3 separate regions of the Homo sapiens genome follow, and regions 2 and 3 are each linked to region 1. Evidence: chromatin loops called from intact Hi-C (ENCODE). Cell type or tissue: OCI-LY7. All regions are shown on one strand.

Evidence for each region. Peaks named below come from ENCODE experiments on the same cell type or tissue, not always from the same donor. Only the 100,000 strongest peaks of a DNase experiment are listed, where the experiment ranks them.
Region 2: it touches region 1 in a loop (4-fold over the local background); 7 of 110 quality-filtered maps call a loop at or near these places.
Region 3: it touches region 1 in a loop (4-fold over the local background); 4 of 110 quality-filtered maps call a loop at or near these places.

What each region holds. Positions count from the first base shown.
Region 1 is chr1:107,894,008-107,902,007 of GRCh38, reverse strand. All of the region lies in intron 1 of VAV3 (vav guanine nucleotide exchange factor 3), which reads left to right. It overlaps MIR7852 (microRNA 7852), which reads right to left and starts at 4,785; the gene lies at 4,704-4,785. In OCI-LY7, CTCF peaks have their summits at 3,869 and 4,072; DNase peaks (open chromatin) are centred at 1,717, 4,367, 4,887, 6,047 and 1 weaker place; H3K4me3 peaks cover 2,219 bases; H3K27ac peaks cover 4,492 bases.
Region 2 is chr1:107,784,335-107,792,334 of GRCh38, reverse strand. All of the region lies in intron 2 of VAV3 (vav guanine nucleotide exchange factor 3), which reads left to right. Among named protein-coding and RNA genes, the nearest start is that of MIR7852, 110 kb to the left of the region's middle. In OCI-LY7, CTCF peaks have their summits at 4,676, 4,878, 6,217 and 6,439; DNase peaks (open chromatin) are centred at 4,874 and 6,284; H3K4me3 peaks cover 1,031 bases.
Region 3 is chr1:107,826,428-107,834,427 of GRCh38, reverse strand. All of the region lies in intron 2 of VAV3 (vav guanine nucleotide exchange factor 3), which reads left to right. Among named protein-coding and RNA genes, the nearest start is that of MIR7852, 67 kb to the left of the region's middle. In OCI-LY7, a CTCF peak has its summit at 1,790; a DNase peak (open chromatin) is centred at 4,847; H3K4me3 peaks cover 1,125 bases; H3K27ac peaks cover 1,419 bases.

The sequences.
Region 1 (8,000 bases):
GCAGTGGCACAATCTTGGCTAACTGCAACCTCCGCCTCCTGGGTTCAAGCGATTCTCCTCCCTCAGCCTCCCGAGTAGCTGGGATTACAGGTGCATGCCACCATGCGTGGCTAATTTTTGTATTTTTAGTAGAGACGGGGTTTCACCATGTTGGCCAGGCTGATCTCGAACTGCTGACCTCAGGTGATCCACCCGCCTTGGCCTCCCAAAGTGCTGGGATTACAGGCGTGAACCACCCTCTCCAGCCCAGTTTTGTTTTTAAGTAGTTATCTCTAAGCAATTTAATAAATATTTATGTCCCAACAACATAGTAGTTGGTTGAAAGAAAATAATACAAGTACATTGAAAGGAAAAATATTTTTATTTTTATTTTATTCTTAAATACCCACAATTATTACTAATGGGATGTGTGTGCCTGTTGGGCACTACATAACTTCTCAAATCTTGGAATAAGATTACACACCACCACACCCTCATTTTTTGTTTTACATTGATTGTTGTACCATGTTTAGTTGTTAACCACTGCATCTGCTGAATATCCAGCTTCACAAAGATACACCATTAAAAGGAACTTAGTGGGATCTAATGTTAAAACTACACAGTAATTTGAGCTAGTAATTCATGCAGTATCAGATGCTGAATATTCTTGTGATTTTTTTGGTGAAAATTTAAAATATCCTGCAGTGTCTCTGAGTTTGCTGTGGTGTTCCAGGATACCTTGGTGTATAATTTAGGAACCACCAACCAATAATCTTAAACTAGTAGGTTATGGGACACAGGCCAGAAATTATTTGCTTCCTAGTGCTTTTTAATCACATAGGTAAATTGTCAGCTACAATACCTGGGACATAGCAGCTCCCCAGCTGGTGTAAATTATTTTTCCCTTGCTATACTGTCAGCATTTATAGCCATATCTTTCCATGGTGGTCCGATTTATATTTACAGTCCAGTAATCTTTAGTAAGTACAGTCTGGCATATCTTATTGCCAATTGTTTGATTTTATGTGGAAGTGGGTGACACAGTTATTACTGAGTCTCTTTATAAAAATCTTATTTACGTAAAATATACAAGGTAAGGAAATGCATTCATTAACAACTGAAGACTGAGTGAGTAAAAAAATAACTTGTGGACACTATTTTCTTGTATAATTGAAAATTATGCACCACTACCACCACTACCACAAATAGTTTTGTATAAGATATGTCTGTTAAGTTCAGAGACCACAAAGTCCCTATTGTGATGCAATAACCTCGGTTAACTGAGCATATCTTCTCCATGTCCTGGTGAGGATAGCTATTTCAGAAGATCATTTATAGGACCATTTACAAAAATACAGTATCAATCACACTGCTTATTTTAGCATGCTTCAGTTGTGGTTTACAGGCAGTGATCCCTCTGTAAATGGACTGCACTTATCAACATGCTCTCATGGTTTACAATGATCTTGACAGCAGATTTAGTGGATTGAATATGGGTCTGATATGGTATGGCCTTCTCAAAGTCTAGACTTTATAAGGTGTAACATTTCACTTTGCACGTGGAAGAGAAACTTCTCATGTTCTCCCTGTTAAGAGTTGAAGGCCTAAAAACAATTTGCAAGTACTGTGTTGATGATTTAGTTATTAGCACATTTTCCAAAAGCATGTAGAGAAAATATCAAATTTGCATGCAGTGGTAAGGGGTGCATAAAGGTAACTTCCTCCTGACGTGTGGCTACAAAGTATACTATGGATATACTTTGCGGCTACACTGTACCACGTTTTCACTTCTCATATCCTGTTAATTTTCAGTAGGTTTCCTAAGTGTCGAAGCTTGTAGTCTATGTAGCAAATGTATTTCTATCCATGTGTAACTGTTTCAAATTATGGAAAATATCACACCTTGAGCCTTGAGCTTTACTTTGTAATGTGTTTAGTGCAGGATTGAGTTCCTTGAAAAGTGAAGAAGAAGAGATAATTTTAGTGAGCTACAAATGCCTGCTGATATATATTAAGTATGCTGAAAGTGTATGAATATAAAAAAAGGAATTTTATGGAGAAAGAATAGTTGAAAGACCTAAGGAGATTCTTGAAGGGGTCAGGTTTCAGGAAACTAAAGAGCCACCCAGCTAAGATACAGATCAAAGTAAGCCTTATGTTTATTGCTTATCTGTTCTGGGAAAAGCAGAGGCAGCCAAGTAAGACTTCTGATCTGCTTTCAAAACCTAATTCACCAGTTATTATTAGTTTGGCTTTAGGCATGTTACTTCATTCTCTAACCACACGTACCTCACCTAGAACAATACCCAGGCGGGAATGGGAACAATACCTATTTCATAAAATAATCCTGAAGATTAGATGAAGTAACACTGCAAAGGACTTCACTCAGCCTTGATACATCATTCTGCCTTAGAAAATTCCAATGAATTCATTCTCTTTCCTGTCCTACGGAGCTCACATGTGGCTGGCTCCTTGTTTCTTAAACCTTCCCTCAATGTGTAGTTAACTGTGCCATCATCTGTGCCTTTGTAGCCCTTCACAATGCATCCCATTATAGCACGTATCAAATTGTATTATTTATTCCTGCTTCTCTTTGCTAGTGGGCTGTAAGGTCGTTGAACATGAGGGACCACATCTTATTCAGCACCTTGCGCAGAACCTAATAAGTGCTCAAAAATGACATGCAGTGAATGAGATGATTGGATGGCCGCTTACCGCTGTTGGCTCAGCCCAGACATTTTTTTATTAATATATCTCTATGACTGTGCCCTTGACACTCTCTTCTATATTTCTAGATGCTTAGTAAAAGAAATAGATACTTTCATAATTTATTTTTAGGAAATAATAACTGCATTGTGAAAAAAGTCATCTAGGAAACTTTTCTGCCCCCACCCTTGTAGGTAGGACAACCATTTTTATTCTTTGTGCCCTCTCAGAACCACATACATACTTTCATCATCTTCATCATATACTTGAACCATTTATTGAACTCATTTGTTTGTTTTTCTAATGTATAGTAAGCTTTTGGAGAGAAGGCATTGCATCTAGTTCATCTCTACATCCTTAGTACTCAGAGGGTATTTGTTGACAAATGGACTGAGTGTATCCCTTTCTTAGACTGAGACATTATTATTTTTTTAGAATGAAGAACCTTCCCATTACTTAAAATACTTTGTTTTTAAATGGAACTACATTGCTTAGAATAGTTTAAAAGATGTTTTGTTTTTTATGTTCATGTATAGTATATAATCTGTTGCATGAATATTTTACTTACATATTTTATGGGATATGTGTTTTCAGTAGATATATTTTTATAGGAGATACATTTTTAAATACCTACAAAAATCCCAGTACTGTGAAGTATCTGTGTCATTAAGTGTAATAAAACATATTACAGTAACAGTAATCTGCTGAATGCTTCCTATTACCCTGCAGGGACCCTAGAGATTGAAAGCTTTATTTTGGAAAAGTCATCTTTATGGTAATAATGTAAATGGATGTATTAAGTAACAGAGCACTTATAAAGAGATCCTTGTCTAAAGGCTTGGTATGTAGGGCAGAAAACCATGCTTCACTCAGAAGGCCACTGGCTGTGGTGGAAACTTGCTGTTTCTTCATGGAGTTGATAACAAATATTTTTTCATGTTATTTTTTCTCACATTTATTTTTCAAAGTAAAAACATTTATTTTTCATATTTGTAGAATTCTTCTATTTATAAAAGTAATTTCTACTTATGAAGAGAGCAGAAATAAGAGGAACTCTCACTACCCAGAAATAACCATTGTTAAATTTGTTGTGTGTAATTCCCTACATGTATACATGCATTATATATATGTATTCACGTGATGATACTCGTTCCCCCATATTTTCCAAAATGAGGTCATAGAACAGGTGCTGAGTTTTGATCTGCTTCCTTTTTTTTTTAATTTAATAATGACATTCTTTGCCCAAAGGAGTAATAAAACCTATTTTTATCTAAAATCTCTGGAGAACAAAACATTTTACCTAATAGTTTTCAAGTTAGGTAAGGGTTTTCATACTCATATTTTAAACTTTTTAGCTTTTCATAAAAAATCTTTTAAGATGTGGCACACTCTAGTGGTTATGAGACTTTGGGTTTTATTGAACAGTGTAGGGAAAAGAGCAAGAGGGGATTTTAGAAAGTAAGGTACAGCAATAAAATTTCATAAAATATGTCTTAATGTGTACTATCCCTTTCATTTCATAAAGGAGAGGACCGATTCTAGCACCATACATGAAGGAAGAGTATAATCTCAGAATGCCAGGCTGCCATTCAGGAAGTACCAGCATGCTGTCTCAGATAAGCGGTTCTGAGGAACTGCAGTCTATGGTTTATGCACTTACTGAGTTACCGTGGTGTCATGGGCAGGGTGAATGCACCTGAGGTGGTGCAGGACGCCAAATAGTGTAACTAGAAGTCCCAGAGGAGGCTAAAGCCTTCTTGACTAAACTGCGACCCTGGTGCTGTGTGGGTAGCTCCTTTCCTGCCTCACTTCCTCCTTTTCCTTCCCTCGTGGCATTCTCAGCTTTCCATATGCCCTTTCTGGGTCCTGGTTGCTCCTGTTCCCTCCCCTGTTGCTCCTGATACTCACCTCTTCTTGTCTTTTCTCTCTTTCTCCCTCTACTTTTTCAATTCTCATGGTTTTCTCTGTAGAGAAAAGCTGATCTTTTAAGACACAGTGGTCTTTTTGTATGAAGTATGTAAATGCCTTTGACTACTACATACATATGCCTACATATGAAAGTAGTAGTAGGCATATGTATGTAGTAGTCAAAGGCATTTATTAATTTAGTTGTTCAATATATATTTACTGCTGTGTCTCTAGGCAACAGAGATGCAAGGCCAAGCCAAACCTCCTCCCTTGGGAATTCTCAGGACAGTGGCAGTTACTTTGGGTCTTTAGCACTTATGGCAGGTGTCAGTGCTGCTCCGGCTCCTTGTGTTGCCATCTGGGTACTGTTTAAACCTTATTGTGGACTGTGGATTTCTTTGGGTGAAAGTCTGTTTTTCTCACCCTTCTATCTGTTGAGTGCTGTGCAGTGTCTTGTACAGAATAGATTTATTTTCCTGTCTATTTCTGGAGAGGGGCTTTTTTTGAAGATCTGATCAATGATTGGAGTCAAACTCTTTAGTCCCACATGTGATCCATTGTAAACTAACTGGCAAATGTTTCATATTTCCCCTCTAATACATAACAAAAACAGTTTAAGTCTGAAAAGTGGTATAAATGGAACGGAACATGACATTCCTGTAGCCATTTTTTTAATACAGATTATATCCCTGATTAATAACAAAATTGCCAGTCTTTTTAAATATAAAATTACAACAACCATATAGAATCACACACCTCCAACCTCTGCTGATCTTGATCTTAGTACATGAGGCTTGGGTTGCGATTAGATTTATTGTGGCAGGAGGTTTTGTGTTTGAGGAACTAAAGGACTTTCTAGTAAACATAGATGCAGGAGAGCAAATTTGTGAGTAAATACCTTAAAGTCTTTATATAAGTTTTTTGTAGTTAAAGTCACTAACACAGAACAATAATAACAGTACAATAAATACAGAGAATGTACGTGGCATTTTAGATATCAAGTTGGTAATAATGGCTGCTGTGCGATTAATTTGATGAAAGAGGACAGTGATGATCCTGATTGGAAGATTGATAGCTCTTGGGTGGGGTGGGGATGGGGAGAGGCACTCCACTTGCTTTTCTTAAGGACTTGCTCAAAGTAAGTCTGTGTCTCTAAGTGGAGAGCTTTATCAATTGATTTCTTTTTAACATTTGATATATGTCCAGTATGTTCTGCCAAATGCAGGTTGCCAACCAGTAAGTTACAGAAATGGCTCCATGGTTCTGCAGTGCTCTGGCTGCCTAAATTGAACATTATGTATCTGTGTTGTTCTGATGGAATTAGAATCCTGCAGGTGCTTGTGGCCATGGGAGAAAGTGTGTGGCAGCACCTCTGGCACGGAGAGTTACTTCCTGCAAGAAGTCCAAGCTGAAAATGGATCCCCGCTGGGCCACATTTCTGGTGCCACTTCATTGAGCACTTTCTGTGTAGCAGCAGTTTCCTGGTGTTACTGCTGAATTGTTTCAGGGGTAATTTCCTGTGAGTTCAGTATGCATAGTAACAATAAAGAATTTTCATATTGCTATGTGATTAATGTTTATTAAGTATAAAATTTCACAGTTGTGTAAAAATATGCAAAATTTATAACTAATTCATTTTTGAGCAAGGACACATGATTGGGGTGGGATTACTATTTAATAAAAATGCTACTCTATTATTTATTGTAAGTCTTTTACAAGTGTACAGAAATCAGTGACGTGGCCAATAATACCAGTTTTTCTTTCCTGTGTCACTGGGTAGTCTAAAGGCATAGTGAGGTGTTTAGTAACTTCATAGTTTAGTAACTGTGAAGCCAGGCTGCCTCAGTTTGAATCCTACCTCCTCTAACTATTGGCTGTATGACATTGGGCAACTATTTAACATCTCTCTACCTCTGTTTCCTCATCTGTAAAATGGGGGTAGCTGTGAGAACTGGATAAGATTGCTTAGGATAGTGTCTGACAGAGTAAGACCTTTGTAAGTGTTAGTTCTACTAATTATTATTTTTCAGATTCCTGCATTATTTTTATAACAGCAGATGACAAGCAATGTGAAAAAGTACCATTATAAGTACAATGTAAGTGGAATACAAATGTTAGCCATGGTTTTCTACACCTTTGAGGAAATAATATTGATTTTTGTTCCCCACTCACGTCCCATGGGTGAGAGTCCGATTCCTTCTCCAACAAGTTTCTGAAGCCTTGGGGCTTAAGTTCTCATGATCATTGCAGCCCTGTGTTCCTGCTCCTGCTTCCCATAGCTCTTTTTTTTTTCCTCTTCGTCCCAAACTGACTTGGACAAGAAACTCAGTCCCTTCCTCTTGATTTCTCCTCATTCCCCCAGCTTCTCTCATTAAGCATTTGGGTGGGCAACAGACTTCATGGGAGGCTTTGGCAGTGGAGGTGAGAGGGGCTGAGATCTGTTGTAAACAATTTATAGCACCTTTTGTGTTAAAGCAAACATGACTGCCTGATAGAATAGAAAGCAGAATTTACATATGATAAAGAAATTCTAGCTGTGTGGTAGACTGGGCCACTTCAGGCAACCAGAACACCAGGAATGTGCATTTATTCTCCTCTGTCATTAGGGGTACTTCTATGGGGGAAATGTTTGGGGAAGTACATTTGATAATTGCATCATATAGTGAGCAAACAGTTTGAAATTTGTCTTTCAGTCACTGTTCTACAGTTTGCAGGTAACACCCTATAATATTTATATCTGCCGTTTTTAAAAGTTAAGAATTATTAGGAAAGCATTTATTGTCTTTAATTATAGAGAGAGTAATGTAACCATATTGTCTCTTTATCTTTTTCTTTTTGGGAGCTGCCTGCCAAGATTTAGGAATCATTTTGTTTTTCTAAACACTTAATTTCATCATAATGAAATTTCTTGTCTAATGAGATTTATATCACTTTCCTTATTATGAGAGTTCAGCTTGTTTTAATTGTGATGTCTGAGAACTTATACTGAAACTTGCCGTAGTCAGGAAGACACCTGTCCTAATAGGAAGACATTTTACTTAATGAGTTGATGCCAGTTTAAATTTCTGCCTTGTTTTACTTCTACCTTTTCTTCTTTGAGTAGTGAAAATTGCATTTTTATCTAGCTTTAAAATTTGCTCTCTGCAGTGAGATCTACTACATGAAATCTTTTCTCAAAGTGATCTGTGTGAAAATTTAAATTAATAAACATATACCATTATTTGGAATATGAGCTTTAATGAAAATTCTTGCCCGAGTAAACAGTGTCCATTTACAGTCAACTATAGGAAATAATTTAACTATTTACAAGGATGCTTTTGAGGGATGACATTGGTAGTCATTGATTGTTGCAGCCCCAATCAGTATTCTGTGTGTGCTTTGACTGGTTTGGTGCTACTTACCTTCAC
Region 2 (8,000 bases), 110 kb after region 1:
GAATAGACAGCATCTATATTTCCATAATACTTAATGTATTTTAACACTGAAAAGTTTTCTTGTAATAATACAGTTAAGGTTTCTATTTTGGCAAAATGTAAGAAAAAAAATACTCAACACTTGCTTTAGCAGTGTGATGGTGAAGTGAGTAACAGATGAGTTTAGATGCTGTAGTTGTTCACAGGGCCTGAGACCCAGCAGAGGGTTCAGTGGAACAATGGGGAATGTTAGCTATTGAAGTACTTACATTCCTTGGAATTCAAGATATCCAAGGATTAATGAGTGCTATAAGTCAAATTGTAATTAAAGATTCAAATCCAAAGGTGCTGGCAGCATTGCCTGCTTTTAGCAGATCTGAATATTGAAAGCTGGGTTCAAATGTAGGTTGTCATTTACCTGCCATCCTCCTAGAAGTCACTTTACTTCTCTGACCCTTAGAAGGTTCTCATTTCAAAATGAAAATACAGAAATCATGGGTTTTGTGAGATTATATAATACTAATCACTTAACCTAGTGCCTGATAATCATAAGCACTCAATAATTATTTGCTGAGTTAAAGAATGGAAAAAAACAAGCTGATTCTCTTGGACCTCAGGGTTTCAAAAAGCTATTCTATTTAAGCCTGTGATTTTCAACCCTGGCTGCATACTAGAATCACTGGAAAGCTTTAAAAAAATTCTCATGCTAAGGCCCCATCACAGACTATTTGAGTCATATTCTCTGAAGGTAAGGTCTAGACATTAGTGTTTTTCAAAAGCTCCACAGATGTTTCTAACATTCAGCCAGGGTCTCTGCCATCTGACAACCATGTTTGTGCAGTTGTCTATCTTGCCCTAGTTGAGTATGCTCTGAAATGCCCTTGAATGTATTTCCTCCTTTACATTGTGGTGCCTTGGGTTCACATGTGTACTCTATCACCTGAACTATTGCAGCAGTCTTTTTTTTTTTTTGATATCACCAAAAAAAACTTCCTTTTAGTTAATCTATTGAACTGCCAGCACAGTTCTCCTAGAAAACAAATTAGAATGTGTTACTACCCTCCTTAAGAACCTTACCCGTAGCCTGTTGAATGAAGTTCTGAGTTTAATGGGGCACACAAGGCTATTGGCAATCTGAATCTACACCATCTTAAGATACATGGGAAGTCATTACTGTAACTTGTCAAGTTTGATAAATGCAGCCAAATCACAGCAAACATGCCCAGAGTTAGGAGGTATATATTTTGGTGTCCATTTTTGCCACACACTGGCCCTCAAACTTTGGTGAGACTATCGATGTATAGAACTCAGCATCTTTCCCTGTTTGGAAGAAAGAACAAGAAGAAATACAGCTTAGAAATAAGTGGAAGGGGCCAGGTGCAGTGGCTCACTCCTGTAATCCCAGCAGTTTGGGAGTCCGAGGCGGGCAGATCATGAGGTCAGGAGTTTGAGACCAGCCTGACCAACATGGTGAAACCCCGTCTCTAGTAAAAATACAAAAATTAGCTGGGCGTGGTGGCAGGTGCCTGTAATCCAAGTTACTCAGGAGGCTGAGGCAGGAGAATCGCTTTAACCTGGGAGGCGGAGGTTGCAGTGAGCCAAGATCATGCAACTGTACTCCAGCCTTGGTGACAAAGCAAGACTCTGTCTCAAAAAAAAAAAAAAAAAAAAAAAAAAGGAAGACATTTAAGGAAGGAGTGATGTAAGACACTGGAAAACATTTGTACTTTTGTATGAAAATGCTGTAGCAGAAGGCTTAATCACCCCATTTGTCATTCAGACCTCAATTCCCCTGTCCCTCAGAGAACTTACCTGGAACCCTTAGATGGAGACATATTCCTTCTTCTCCTCTCCTCTGGCACTGTGTGCCATTCCTCTGTAACCCTTCTCACCTGTGTAAACACGTATGTGCATTTTTGTGACTATTTGCTTGTCTGATTCCCAACTCTGCCATGAATACTTTGCAGGCAAGGTCTTGTCCAGTTTTCTCAGTGCATGTCTACAGGGCTGGGCCTGGCATGTGGTAGGTGATGAATTTCCAGGTGGGTGACCATTGGGTTGACTGACTGAGAAAATAATCAAACAGTTGATGTGTGTAGGCAGTGGGGAAATGGGAAGCACATAAGGCCTGTGTGGAAGGATATTTTCCTCTTCCCTCCAGGGCTGGCCACCTTTTCAGGGTCCCTTTACCTTTCTTCTGGTTCCACTGAAGAGGCCATGGGCTTCTAGAAGTGTAGGCTTTTCTCTGCTTTGCCCATATCAAGCTGGGGGGGCTTTGGGATGGCATGTCACGCTATGCTACCACCTGCGTCTGTGGAGTCTTCTAGCCAGTGTGCATCTGTTTTGTTTCCCATTGTGTTCTGGGTGCTCTGAAGGGTTTTGTGTAGACTTGTACCACTCAGTATGGTTGCTATTAACCACATGTGGCTACTGAGCACTCAGGTTGTGGCTAGTCTGTATTGACATGAGCTGTAACTGCAATAGACACATGGGATTTTGAAGAGTTAATATAAAAAATACTAAAACATCTTGATTTTATATTGGTTACATGTTGAAATGATAATATTCTAGGTATCTTGAATTAAATAAAATATATGATTAAAATTATTTTTACCTGGTTGTATATTTTTCTAACATGGCTTTTAAAATATTAAGTTATGTATGTGACTTACACATTTCTGTTGACTAGCTCTGGTCCAGAAACTACATTTCTTACATCATGAATTCATTTATCTGCATTTCATTTGTTCAGGCACATATGAAAATGAACACTTTCAAGCAGTGTATGAAATGACCACTGTTACCAAACCAGCGAGAACACAGACTTTAAGGACTGTCATTTTATTCTCCTAGTCTGGTAGGCAGTCATAACTTCTGTTAGATGGTTTGAAACGTTTACAGATGCTTCATGATTTTCTTTGAGCAGTCCTGAGGCTGGGACAAAAGATGGAGCATCTTTGGGCTGGAAATCCATGGCATGTTCCCCACGACGAGATCCTATCGTTCTGGCCTTTTCTTTCTGAGACTTTCTGCATTTCATCCTTTGAAGTGGTAATAGCTACGGACAACATTCAGGAAGCAGTGATCTTTGCCAGTGAGTTGTGTGACTTTGACAGCGAGCTGAGTTTGGAAAATGTGTTGACTTTGTCCCAGCTGTGTGATTGTGGGCAGCTCTGAGCATTCGTTAAACTTTCTAAGTCCTTTAGGTCATATGGAACTCTCCAAGTCTATTTCAGATCACATCAACAGTTTCTCCTCTGGCCTGACATGAGCACATGGGGCATGTCCATTCAAAGGGAGTTCATGTGAAAGTTACAGTGGCTTTCCAATCAGCTGGTGATGATGCTGTCTGCTGTATCCCCAGCCACTCTGCTGGAGTTGCTACTGTAATGGTTCAGTGACTAATTGGTGTTTACCTACAGAGTCTGTAAATACATTCCCATTCTTGGTATTGAACATATTAAAATTGCCATGTAATCTTTGTAGCTTATTCTCTCTACTATCTGCTTAAAGGCAGAGAAGGATTTGCAAATATGATTACATTTTCAAAATGAAAGTGTTTCTTTTACGGTTGTGTACTAACAATTCTTTATCATTTGCGTACTAAGTTTAACACACTCTAACAGACCAGCATAAATTTAGGCAGAGCAGGGAATATTTCTATCTAGAAAACTGTGCTTTCAGGCAGCTAACTGCATGGATGAGTTCCAGGTTTTATCTACTTTGCTATTTGGACCGGGGGATGGTAAAACAGTGTATGAGGAAAGTTTCTTACTGTCTTTCACTTGGTGAGAGAAAATTAGTATTGCTGGTCCCAGTTTGCTTTTTTCTGCTTGCTCTTTAGTGGGAAAGTGTTAATTTTGAAATTGCATCTGTAAATTATAGTCATGTGAATTTTGTGCTCTGCTGGAATTTCTATGTGTTGGCCTGGAGTCTGTCTGGAGCACAGCAGGCAAAGCAGTTGGGTGTGGCTGAACATGGGAGTGTGTGGAGAGTGGGCAGAGTGAGGGTGGAAGGGGCAGGGCAGCAGCTCCTGGGGACTTCTCTGAGTGTACTGCTAAGTAACTGGCACTCTGCATTTAAGAATTTTGGGGCTGGCATGGTGGTAATGGTGGTATGATCACATTAATAGTTTTGAAATGTCATACAACCTCTATGGTAGCCAAGTAGAGGATGAAATTGAAGGGAGTGAAATTGTAGGCCTGGAGACATATTGGAAGCTATTCCAATAATTGAGGCAAGAAATAGAGAGGGCCGAGACATAGCAGAGGCATGGGAGGAGAGAAGGGATTGGATCTGAGAGAGTCTGAAAAGGATGAATTGACTGATAGGATTTAGACCTGGCACTTACTTCCAGAAAGTTTCCCCAATGTCTGGCCAGGTGAAGGAGAGGAGTGGGATTGTGGGGTCATTGGGAATGGGGAGGAAAAGCAGGCTAGGAGGAAAAGATGCTCTGTTTGGGGTCTTCAGAGGCAGAGTGTTGAGGTCAAGAAGGCAGAGACGGCAGGACCATAGTGGTGCGGAAATGCCTAATGAGGCAAGTGCAGTCCTGTTTGCTTTAGAAAAAATTTGCTCAATGACCTTCTTTCTCTCAGAATCTGAAAAATATCCACTTTTAATCAAATAAGAAATATATCATTCAGAAAATGGCAACCACAAAAAGCTTCTCAGAGAATAAGGTGCAAGTGAATCTACTTAGAATACACAAGTATTCTCACTGGAGTACGATGTGATGATGAGAGGGGTGGGCCAGAGACTGGTCATTCTTGCCCATCAAACCTGTATCAACCTGAAGAAAGAGAGTCTGGCAAATGTCCAGGTGCCCATCAAGATGCAGACTAGGATCACCTCTTTTAAAGATGCCTTTGAACCCCTCTAGCTCCCTCTGCCCACGAAGGGGTGCAACTGGCCTTGCTGTCTCCCCTGGGCTTCAGATGTTGCTTGTCATACTAGTCTGTGTTTTCCCTCAGTACCCTTCATTGTTATGGTCTTTCCTAATAGACTGTTGGTTTTTTGAGAGCAGGAAGCATTGTATCCTCATTTTGCTCCCTGAAGCTTTTGGAGTGTGTGTCTGGTGTATCTAGCACAGAATGAAGTGTTCAGTAAATACAAGAAACTTATAGAAAGGGTAGTGAAGTGGAAAGAGCAATAACCAGGACAGAAGAAAAGGGACCTGGTACTAACCCTGCTACTATTAGTTGTTTAACCTGGAGCAAGCCAGTTTTTCTGGGCCATGGTATTCTGATAGGCAAAGGAAGAGATTTAGTGAGAATCTGGAAAGTCCATAAATGGTCCTTCAGAGGTCCCTGGATTTCTTGATATTAGATGCAGACTTTATATGTGTTTTTGTGTGTGTATGTGTGTATGTGTGTGTGTAGATAGGTGGGTTTAATTTTTTGAGTAAATGAGTGATAGCTTTCATCATACTCTCAAAGGGATCTATAACAAAATAATAACCACTGAATAAAACATGATATCTCTAGAATTTGTAAGATAGAGTTGTGGGGCCTGGGTATAGGCATTCAGCTAAAGGACTTGTCTGGAAATTGCTATGAACAAACACACCCTAGTTACACAGATTTTTGTGTTTATTTGGAGTAGAGAGGTGTGGCTTCTCTGAGCCCATCCTGTGTACTATCCTTTCTTAGAACTCTTTCAGTTCTATGTGAGGTCACACTCACATTTTGTTTTCTGAAGTACTTTACAAAGACCAAATCTGACTTTACCGATGATGATGAGGATGATGACAATGACAACAAAGGTGATGATGACGTTAGAAATAGCAGCAGAAGTATAGGACATTCTTCTATGTGCATATATCTGTCTGTCTGTCACCTCTTTAACGCTGAAAGTAAACTTGTTTGATAAGTGATGTTTTAATTGTAATTTCGTAGGTAAGGGAACTAAGGCACAGAGCCTTGATCATCTTGACTCCCGTCCTTACCTTGCTAGTAAGAGATGGAGCTGGTCTTTGAACCCAGAAAATCTGACTTCTGAGCCTGCACTTCTAATCAGCCCAGTATATGGCTTTTTTTTTAAAGGAAGTTCTTGTTCTCTGTAGTTTCACTTTTGAAGATTCAAAAAATAGTAAGTATAGAATACTTCTTAAATTTATGATTGTTACCAAGGACAGCACAAACTATAATTTGGATCCATTTAACCTATATAGATACTCTACTCTCTTGAACAATGGAAATGTATTTCCCATAGTTTACAGTCTTCCTGACATAGAAATGTTTTGTTGATCTTATCTGGCTGTACTGCTTTGCTTTGCCCATAGAGGAGGTGCTAAGGACATTTTTCAACAGCATCCCACAGATCAAAGCAACAAGCAGGTGCTTCAGGAAATCCCTAAGATGTGTTGCTGGAAGTGACACTAAGCTGTAGTGTATCCTAATGGGGGTAATTTACTGTGTGAAATTAGAGTTTCGAAGAAAATTATGATAATGAGTTCTGTTGATTTCCTGGGAGAGTTAAGGTGAAACATGTTGTTAGTCTGAAATTTACCATCTGGTCTGGTTTAGAATTAGACCTAATTGTCAGATAACCTGGTGTCTGGGATGCCTGGATAGTATCAGGTCTCTGGGGTGCCTCTAGCTTGCAGTTGACCTGGTCTACAGACTATGCTTCTGTCTGAATTTCTCCACCCAGCACTCATGCCCACACTCCCAGTTCCCTCTTCTGGGGCCCAAGTTTTTCTCCACAACCCCACAGGGCACTTGCTCTGATCCTTCAGAAACCAGGATGCAACATCTGTGCCTTGAGCCTCTGCTGCTAGATAGCAACCTAATGTTGTAGGGGTGTGATGCCGTGGACCCCTTCTTGAACCCCCAAGCTCGTCTTGCATTTGGGGCTCTAGCATGCAGCTGCCTGATTGCCCTTGCAGAGCCCACCTCCCTGTAAGTACCCTTTCCCTCGGAATTCCTTTTGAACCCAGGTTGTTGTTACTGAACCCGGCCTTTCCTTTTGGGTCTGGTATGGGTTAAGTGGTGAGATTTCAGAATAGAGAACTCAAGAAGATAAATCCATAATTAATTAGCAACTTTTTGGCAGACCTACATGTTGGTCTCATGGCTTCCTCTGGTTACTGTGGCTGTGCCTTTCTTAACTCAGGACCTTAAAGGTAGCCATAACATACTGCTCCTGCTTAGATGACTTGTTTTAATTACAAATAACATCAACAGCACTAATGTGCTAGAGAAGCAAAGAGTGGACATTTGCCCGAATGTCTCATGAAGAGAATAGTTTAAAATGGGTAGTTTTATCAGTGTACAATATCACCAGTCTGTTTTCAAAAGCTGTTTTATTTTGTGGTTTTTAAATTAACTAAGGGATGAAAAAAATAAAGAGCTAAAACAAAATAAAAATCATCATTGGTTGAAAATGTTTCATAGGGGAACATGTCAGTATGTTTGTTGGCTCTAGGTTTGAGTAAATAGACAACACTGTCTCATATTTAATGTTTAATTTTCACAATGGATTCTTCAACTATTCATTCTCCACTTGTGCCAGGTTGAGCCCTTTACATATCTGGACACCTATTATCCCTAATCTTTAAAACAATTTAGCAAGGTATTACTCTTTTATTTGTTTAAGCCAGAAATATTTTTGTGTTAAGTGGTTGCTGTGAGCCTGTCTGTGAACTAGGTGATGGAAATACAACAGTGAAGAATCACTTTGATTCTACTGCCCTTAAGAAATTTTCCGTTGTCAGATTGAAAGACCAATGAACAGATCACTGGCACGGCTTATGTTTTTATATACTCTTCAGGGGTGTCTAAATTTATGCAGATATTTTTCATATTGAAGCAATATTTATGCAAATATATTGAATATCATGCCTTTTGTCCTAGTCATCCCATTTAAAAATCTTTCCTATAGCAAAATCTGCACATAATTGAAAAGATCTTTGGCGAGAAAAATAATTGCAGATTTTGCAGAAAAATGTTGAAAAAGCTCATTGACAAGAGAATGGCTAAATCATTGCTGTTTATATACACTGAAATGTTACACAGCACTAAA
Region 3 (8,000 bases), 68 kb after region 1:
TCCTTACTGATTTTATGCAATGGAACATTTTTAAAATTCCTGCCTTAGAGCACTGCATGGGGCCCAGTGGTTTAAGAGTTATGAGAGCTAATCCTGAAGGGGGCTAATTTATGACTTGACAACAGCAGAGACATTGGGTACTAAAGACATTCAGAACAGGTATATGTGGTTTTGGAATAATTTACGGGTGTATCATGCATTTATTTCCCTTTAAGAGATGTTTCTTCTGTGTGTGTCCATAAGGGTGCAATTTTTAAATGTAAAATGGGTTTATATATGGCCACACAAAATTGCATAATGAGAAAACAAGAATTATTTACAGCAAATTGTTGACTGTAGTTAAAACACCTGGTTCTGCTTTACAGTTCTCTATAGTTTCTAAATATCTTAAAGTGAGTGAAAGTGTTTTACTTTTGAAAAAGAACTAAAAGTATGTTATGGTTTATTGAGATCTGATACTGTCTCATGTGAGCAATGAACCTAAGGAGTGGACACTGTGAACAAAATTGCATGCGAGTAAGCATTGCCATGGCTAGTGCTTGATTACTTGTAGTAGTCAAGGAAGAACTTGAATGGAATTATTAATTACGATTCATGTAATAATTTTAGCACCATTTTTGAAGCCACCCTTGTCATCCAAGTGACTCCCTAGACCTTTGCTAGCTTCACAATAACAAGAACATTTCACTATTGCTTGGTGGGGTTACAGGGAGTGAAATAGGCACTGACCACACGTCATAAACACACTGTATAATTGATTCCTGAATATTCAGAACTCATCCCTTGAAAAAGAGTATGAACTTTTGGAAAAGATAAACCTAGAATGTTGTAGGTAAGTATAGACATACATAAGTAAAAATTAGAAAAAAAAATTTCTAAAATTTTGTTAGTCTCAGTTATAAGTGAAAAAGTATAGAAGAGAGATTTGAACAAATACGTGATAATATTTTCTTTAAAAAGGATTGGTCTAACATCATTTTAAAATTATGTTATGAAGATGACTTCTTTCTTAAAACCTTATGAACCAACCTCTGTTAGCTTCAAACTTTTCTTCTACAGTTTCCTCACCTTTCTCAGCCTTCACAGAATGGAAGAGAGTTAGGGCCTTGAGTTATGTTTTGGCTTAAGGGAATGTTGTGGCTGATCTGATCTATCCAGACCACGAAAACTTTCACTGTGTCAGTAATAAAGCTGTTTCACTTTCTTATCATTTGTGTATTTACTGGAGTAGCAGCTTTAATTTCCTTCAATAACTTTTCCTTTACATTCACTACTTGTCTAACTGGCACAAGAGGCCTAGTTTTTGACTTGCCTCAGCTTTTGACATGCCTTCCTCGCTAAGCTTAATGTAAATGTTAATGCTTGATCTTCATAATTATTTTATCTTTATGATTTTTTGCTATGATTTTCTAGTTGCGAAAAAAATCATGTATTTCTCATTAGATTTTCACTGTTATATCAAACTTTTTAAAACTTTTGATAGTGAAAATTCCAAGCACACAAAATAGAATAGTATGGTTCTTTGAATCATAGACCTTTTTCTAGCATGAATGCATTCAATTAACAATGTGTGTATGTTATTTGCTCTTCCTAACTTATGATTCAGCAGTTTACATTTTGTACAATGTAATCAATGGCTTACATTTTCTACAGCGTTACTGTTTTTAAAATTTCCATAGCTTAAATATGAATATTGAAGCATCAACACTTTGGAAAACATAAATTAATTGCAAGGTAGACACAAGGGGAGCCATTTCTACCGAGGTGTTAAAGACACCTATTATACTACATCCTGGATATTAGACAGTTGGAAGAGTTCATAAATTAAAAAATAAGCTTTAGTAATTTGGAGTTTGTGTTTTAAATTATTTTATAAAAGACTCAGATAGAAATGAAAATGATGATTTTGAAAATGCTGCCATGAAGAAATAGAAGGCAGTCAGTGGGACTGCCTTTTGGATTGCTGTGAGACTCGCAGGTCATTGTTCAGACTGTTAAAGACCCGGTCCACGAATTCCAAACATTTTCGAAGGTTCTTCCTGTTCTTATCATTGTAACTGCTCTGCCGATGCATTTGCTGACTCTCCAGGCACCTGCTTGTTCACAGTGAGTCTATATGCTTCCTCCGGCATTATATTTAGAAGCTGAAGGAGAGAGACATCTTTAATTACCATCTTCTAATTTCCAAGAGGAGAGAACTAAGGTCCATTAGTCCATTAGATCATTAGCAACGTTTCCCTGGCCATGTTTGTGTTGCTCTTATAACCAGATCAGTCCCCATGGCTGCCAAGTCCTTGCCATCCCTTCACTGCCACTTCCATGGTTACTTGCCAGATGAGACTGACTTTACTTCACACCTGGATGATTGCATTTGCTTCCAAGCTCATGCTCATCTTGTTGTTTTAAGTCAATCCTGTGATCCAATTCAGTAAGTTCTTATGGGTTGAATAGATGTTGTAGGCAAGGCTGTGGTTTAGGTTCTGTATCAGTGACTGGTCAAGATTCCTCAAGGAGCTTTTCCAAATGTGGTGCAATTTTACATACCTAATCTCAGCAGAACCTTTCTACTGAATTGTGGAAAAAAATTCTGGTTTTTACTATGGTTACATGAGAATATGTCTAAAACGAATGTAAAGCTATTAAGTGTATATTGAGTCTATTATATACTAGCATGATGCTGGGAGCCAGAATATCCCAAAAATAGAGGTTTAAAACATAAGCTCTGCTCTGAACAAGTGTACATTCTCATTGTGGATAAAATATACTCATAAATGTGCAAGGAAGGATATATCCAAATACTCAAATGAGCAACATGAACAAAAGGGCAGAAAATCAATGGAGAGAAAACTAGTTAAGAGATTAAAGATGAAGTAAAGCTTGAGATGAACTATTAAGGTTAAATATGAATTGTGAGGAGAGAAAAGATCATTCCAGAGAATAATATTGGGAATAAACATTGCAATATATATGGAAGAAAAATTTCTACTTATTTGAATTTGCCTGTAAAACTATGCTTATCTTTGCTCATTTTGCATTTCCCTGTCAATTTTGATAGCCTTTTCTTTTCTGAAATGACACGAAAACAGTTTTAATTCACTCAGTTCCATTAACCTTGAGTTGGTAATATCAAATTGGTATTATTGTATAGAGATATATGTCATATATTATTTTAAAGTATTTTCCACATATTTTTTCATGTATTGTTTATAAAAACAATTTAAAAGACTATACTGAAAAGTCCTAATATTCTTTTTTTTTTAAACTCACAAAACCCGAAAATTTTTGCTATCATTTACCTACTGTTTTAGCAAGATCTTATTACTGGTTGAGCATCTGAAATAGAAAATCTGGAATCTAAAACACTTCTGGTCCCAAGCATTTCAGATAAGGGATACTCAACCTGTAGAAGTATTTGTGGTTATTCCCCACATCTGAGCTTTACTTATAGTGAGTGAAGATTTTAAGTGGAAGTCACTATCACAAGTTTTGGAATAATCAGCTAGTTTTAAACTAATACAGATATAACACGATATACAAATTAAACTTAATTTTTATAAGCCAGCTGCGGTGGCTCACACTTGTAATCCCAGTACTTTGGGATCCTCCCAAGGTAGGAGGATTGCTTGAAGCCAGGATTTCAAGGCCAGCCTGGTAACATAGTTGTCACCCTGTGATTGCCTGGGGCCAGCATTGCAGATGGTAAAGAATTTACCAAGACAATCGTAGGTAAAGAAAGGCAGATTTATTAGAGAATGAGCAAAGATATGTTGGAAGGGTGTGACAGGCAGCACAGCAGAGAAGGGGATGTCTGCAAAGAGGCAGGGGCTGGAGGGATGTTTTATAGGGTCATGCTGGAGGGGGCTATGTGCAGAATGAGGTCATGCTGCTGGGGCTACCTGTGAAGTGAGAGGTAGTTGTGCCAGCGGGTTGTTTGTGATAAGTTGTCTCTCAGAGCAATTGTTCTCCCCCACCTGGAACCCCTACCTCATTTTTGCTTACTTACATTATCAGGACTCCACAATAGTGAGACCCATCTCTACAAAAAATTTTAAAACAAATTGGCTGATCTTGGTGGTCCATGCCTGTAGTCCCAGCTTCTCAGGAGGCTGAGGCACGAGGATCTCTTGAGGCCAGGAACTGGAGGCTGTAGTGGGCTATGATTGCATCACTGCCCTCCACCCTGGGTGATAGAGCAAGACTTTGTCTCAAAAAAAAAAAAAGTGTGTAATTATGTCTTATTCACTAAATAGTGCATGATCTTATGTGCATGAGAAACTCATAGTTTCTAGAACCTGTTTTCTGGTTCTCAGACTTTTCTGACAATGGCCTTTAAAGCCTGCTGAATTTTAAAAGGTGAAAGGAACTTTTCTTCAAAGGGGAATCTAAATCTTTGGTTAAGGAGTTTTAAGTAGTTTTGCTCATTAACATGGAGTGCTTCTATATACTGTTTCACTTAAATTTAGTTCTTTAAATGAAATAAAACTTGTATATACTGAGTAAAATAGCAGATATCTTATCTCTCGGTTGCTTGTGGGAAAAATCATTCCAAAGGGATGTATGAAAGGCTCCTTGTTTGTTCTGATTAAATGATATGGAGCAAATCTGCGATCTCTTTTGACATTGAACATGTTCCATAATTAAAAGCAATGTAAGCTAGACTGACATTGTAAATATTGTTTTTAAGATTTAAAAATTGAAGTTTCACATTTTTTAGTTCTCATATATGCATTTGAGTTTCTAGGTGGATGTCTTAGGCTAAAGTAAATAAAGTCAACTTTGTTAAGCTACTTGTGACTGCAGCTGCCAAATGCCCCCATTATGAGAAAAAAAATACTGTGGTTATTTTACAGGAAATACTGTACAGGACTGTGGTCTGTGCAAAGGAAGTGCCCACACAGAAACTAAAATACTGTTAGTACTTAATGGTGTACTTTATGCTTGAAGTAAAAATGAGTTGGTATAAATAAACTTTAATCTCCTAGGTTTTATGTTCAGAATTAATTCTAATACACTTTAATGTAGAGCATGGTAATGACTTTGTATTTTTACATGGCTTGCTGACAGAATGCAGCTAGGAGAGGAGCCCACATAAAAGCTATATAAATCAGGGGAACAGATGGTTGAGGGACAATTGTTTGACTTTAACAATATCATACAGTGAGTCAACCCAGATTTAAAATACAATAGTGCTGTAGTAAGCAGCACTATCATCCCCTTTCATTTGCTCTGGAGACTAGCAGTAGATTTGTAATTGTCCTATTGTAATTCTTTTCACAAATCATTTAGTTTATTTTACTAACATCTCTCTGTGTAATTGGCTCATCATGGCAAATGGACCAATTTACATGGCTGGAAAGGAAAGCAGAGTGTGCATGCTGCTTTCCAGCATCCGTAATTTGTTATGTGAGAAGCTTCTTGTTAGAATTCTTGACATTTACTCACCTGCATAAAATAGGGCTGAAAGGGGCTTTGCAAATGATGTAGTTCAGACTTCTCATTTTGCAGGTGTTATCACAGAGGTAAGTTGATGTTTTCAAGATTGATCATTTGTAGACAGGATAATGGCCTCCCTAAGATGTCCATATCTTAACCTTGAAACTGATGAATATGTTACCTTACATGGCAAAAAGGACTTTGCAGATGTGATAAAGACAAGGACCTTGAGATGAGTAGATTATCTTGGATTATCTGGGTGGGCCCAATGTAATCATATGGGTCCTGAAAAGCAGAGAACCTTTTCCAACTGGCTTGGAGAGAGATGCTCCACTGCAGGCTTTGAAGATGGAGGAAGAGGGCTATGTGTCCATAATATCTGGATTGTGGGCAGTCTCTGGAAGGTGGAACAGGCATAGAAAAGAATTATCCGATAGAATCTCCAGAAAGGGATACTACCCTGCCAACCCCGTGATTTTTGTAAGTCAAAAATTCAACATGCGTCTCACTGGCTTAAGTGAGATGCATGTTGATTTTCTGACTTACAGAAATATAAGATAATAAGAGTTGATTTAGGCCATACATTTGTGGTAATTTGTTACAGCAGTATAGAAAACTAATATACTCACTATGTTAGAGGATAAGCCAGGCCTAGACCTCAGGCCTTCTGCCTTACAGCCTAGGTCTTTTTTCAGGTGGTAAGTGCCCTTTATATCACTGAATCTTGTACGCTTGAAAGGCAGAAACAACTTGACTCTTCTTCCTCGATATTTAACGCAAGAACAGGTAAAGAGAGCCACCCAGAGAGAGCTTTTTAACTGATGTCTGAGCACCAGATGTTCCAGAGAGGAGCTAAATGCCAGAATGAATCTCGCTGTGTACTATTTAGCCCTTCAAATTCACTCACCAAAACTGTCTTGATTCAGGAGTATCCAGAATGCTGCCCAGAATGCTTAGCAATTTTGTGACTGCATGTCTTGGGGTGTGTTGAGTCTGGTCTTGACTCCCATGTCCCAGATCATCTGTGGGTGGATGTATAGTTGATAGGCCCTTCCAAGTAATTCTCAAGCCTCTAGTTGGTCTAGAATAGGAATTGACCATTAACTAGTATGAAATAAATTCAAGATACTAATAAAATATTTTAGCTCCCATTTGAATTTTGATTCTGACTTCTCATAAGGTCCTTTATTAAAAATTTTAATCACTCACAGAAATAAGACTGTTTCAAATAAAATCAATGGTTAAAAAACCTCAAATTGGATAAAAGCAAGGACATAATTCCTCAGAAAACCTAATCCAGGAACTTCAGATATGTTTGATGTCATCTGCCAATGCTATTTGTTGGTAATAGCTTTCTGGAACATTATTGGAAAGGATTCTGTGGCCAGGTCCTTGATCGAGTTAAATGAGTTCTTTGATCATGTCTGACTTGGGCAGCTGGGGCAATGCTAATCTACTTCCTAGAGTTTTCTCTCCTTGTATCAATCAATTGTTAATCACTGTTTCTTGGGTGTGATATTTCAGCCAGTTATAAATCCATCTAAATGAACTATATCCCACTCACATTTCTTCATAGGATCTAGGTGGGAGAGATACACCCTGATGAGTGTGATGAGAGTTTGAAAATGTGAAGTACAAGGAACAGTGACCTCATTTGTAAGTTGTTCTTTAAACTCACACCTGGAGAATAAGGAAGGAAGAGGGATTTGAGAGAAGGGAAGAACTAAGTGTCAAATAGTGCTGTCCTTTCCATTCCTTAATAGTAGTAAGTAGTTCTTTCATGTTACCTCTGTCTGGCTTAGTCACAGAAAATTTTATTTAGCTCAGAGGACCCTTGACTGAATGTCGTCATAGGTAGTTCAGGGTAGAAAACAGGTAGATAAAACTAAAAATACATGCATATTAAAATTTTGTGGAGAAGACAAAAAATACATGAAAGAAAGTATGAGAAACTATTACAGCATACTAACTTTTAGGTCATTCATATTTTTTTACTAAATATTTTTATAAGATTTATACAGCAAATGGTAGATACTATTAAAATATTATCTTTTTAATATAAAAAACTGAAACAAGTGATAATATTTAGTGCTTAGATATTAAGCTGTTTATCTGCTTTAAAAAATATAGACTCGGGCTGACATTACACCCTTTATTTTCCGTTTGTTTCTTTCTTTACATTAATACTGGTTTCAGATTCTATAAGCAAAATCAATTTGATTACTGCAGACAGGAGTTCGAAGACTTCACCTTCGTAGCCTCTGTAACAGGGCCTTTTGTGAGAGCACTTTGGCTGTAATGATCAGTTGACCTGTCTGTTGAGTATCATGAAGCTTAAGTGCCTGGAATAGCCCTTGACTTTCGCTAACATTGGAAGTTCATCAGTTTGCCAACTGTCTGCCAGTGAACTGCAGTACACTAGAGCAGTAATGAAAGTATGACCTCATACCTTTTGTGGCAATTTTCATTTTTTCCAAAAACGACACTTACTTTATTGCATTGAGCTCTACTGTGAACTATAATGCAGGAGGGCTCATATTCTTATTATCGCTGTTTACAAATATAAA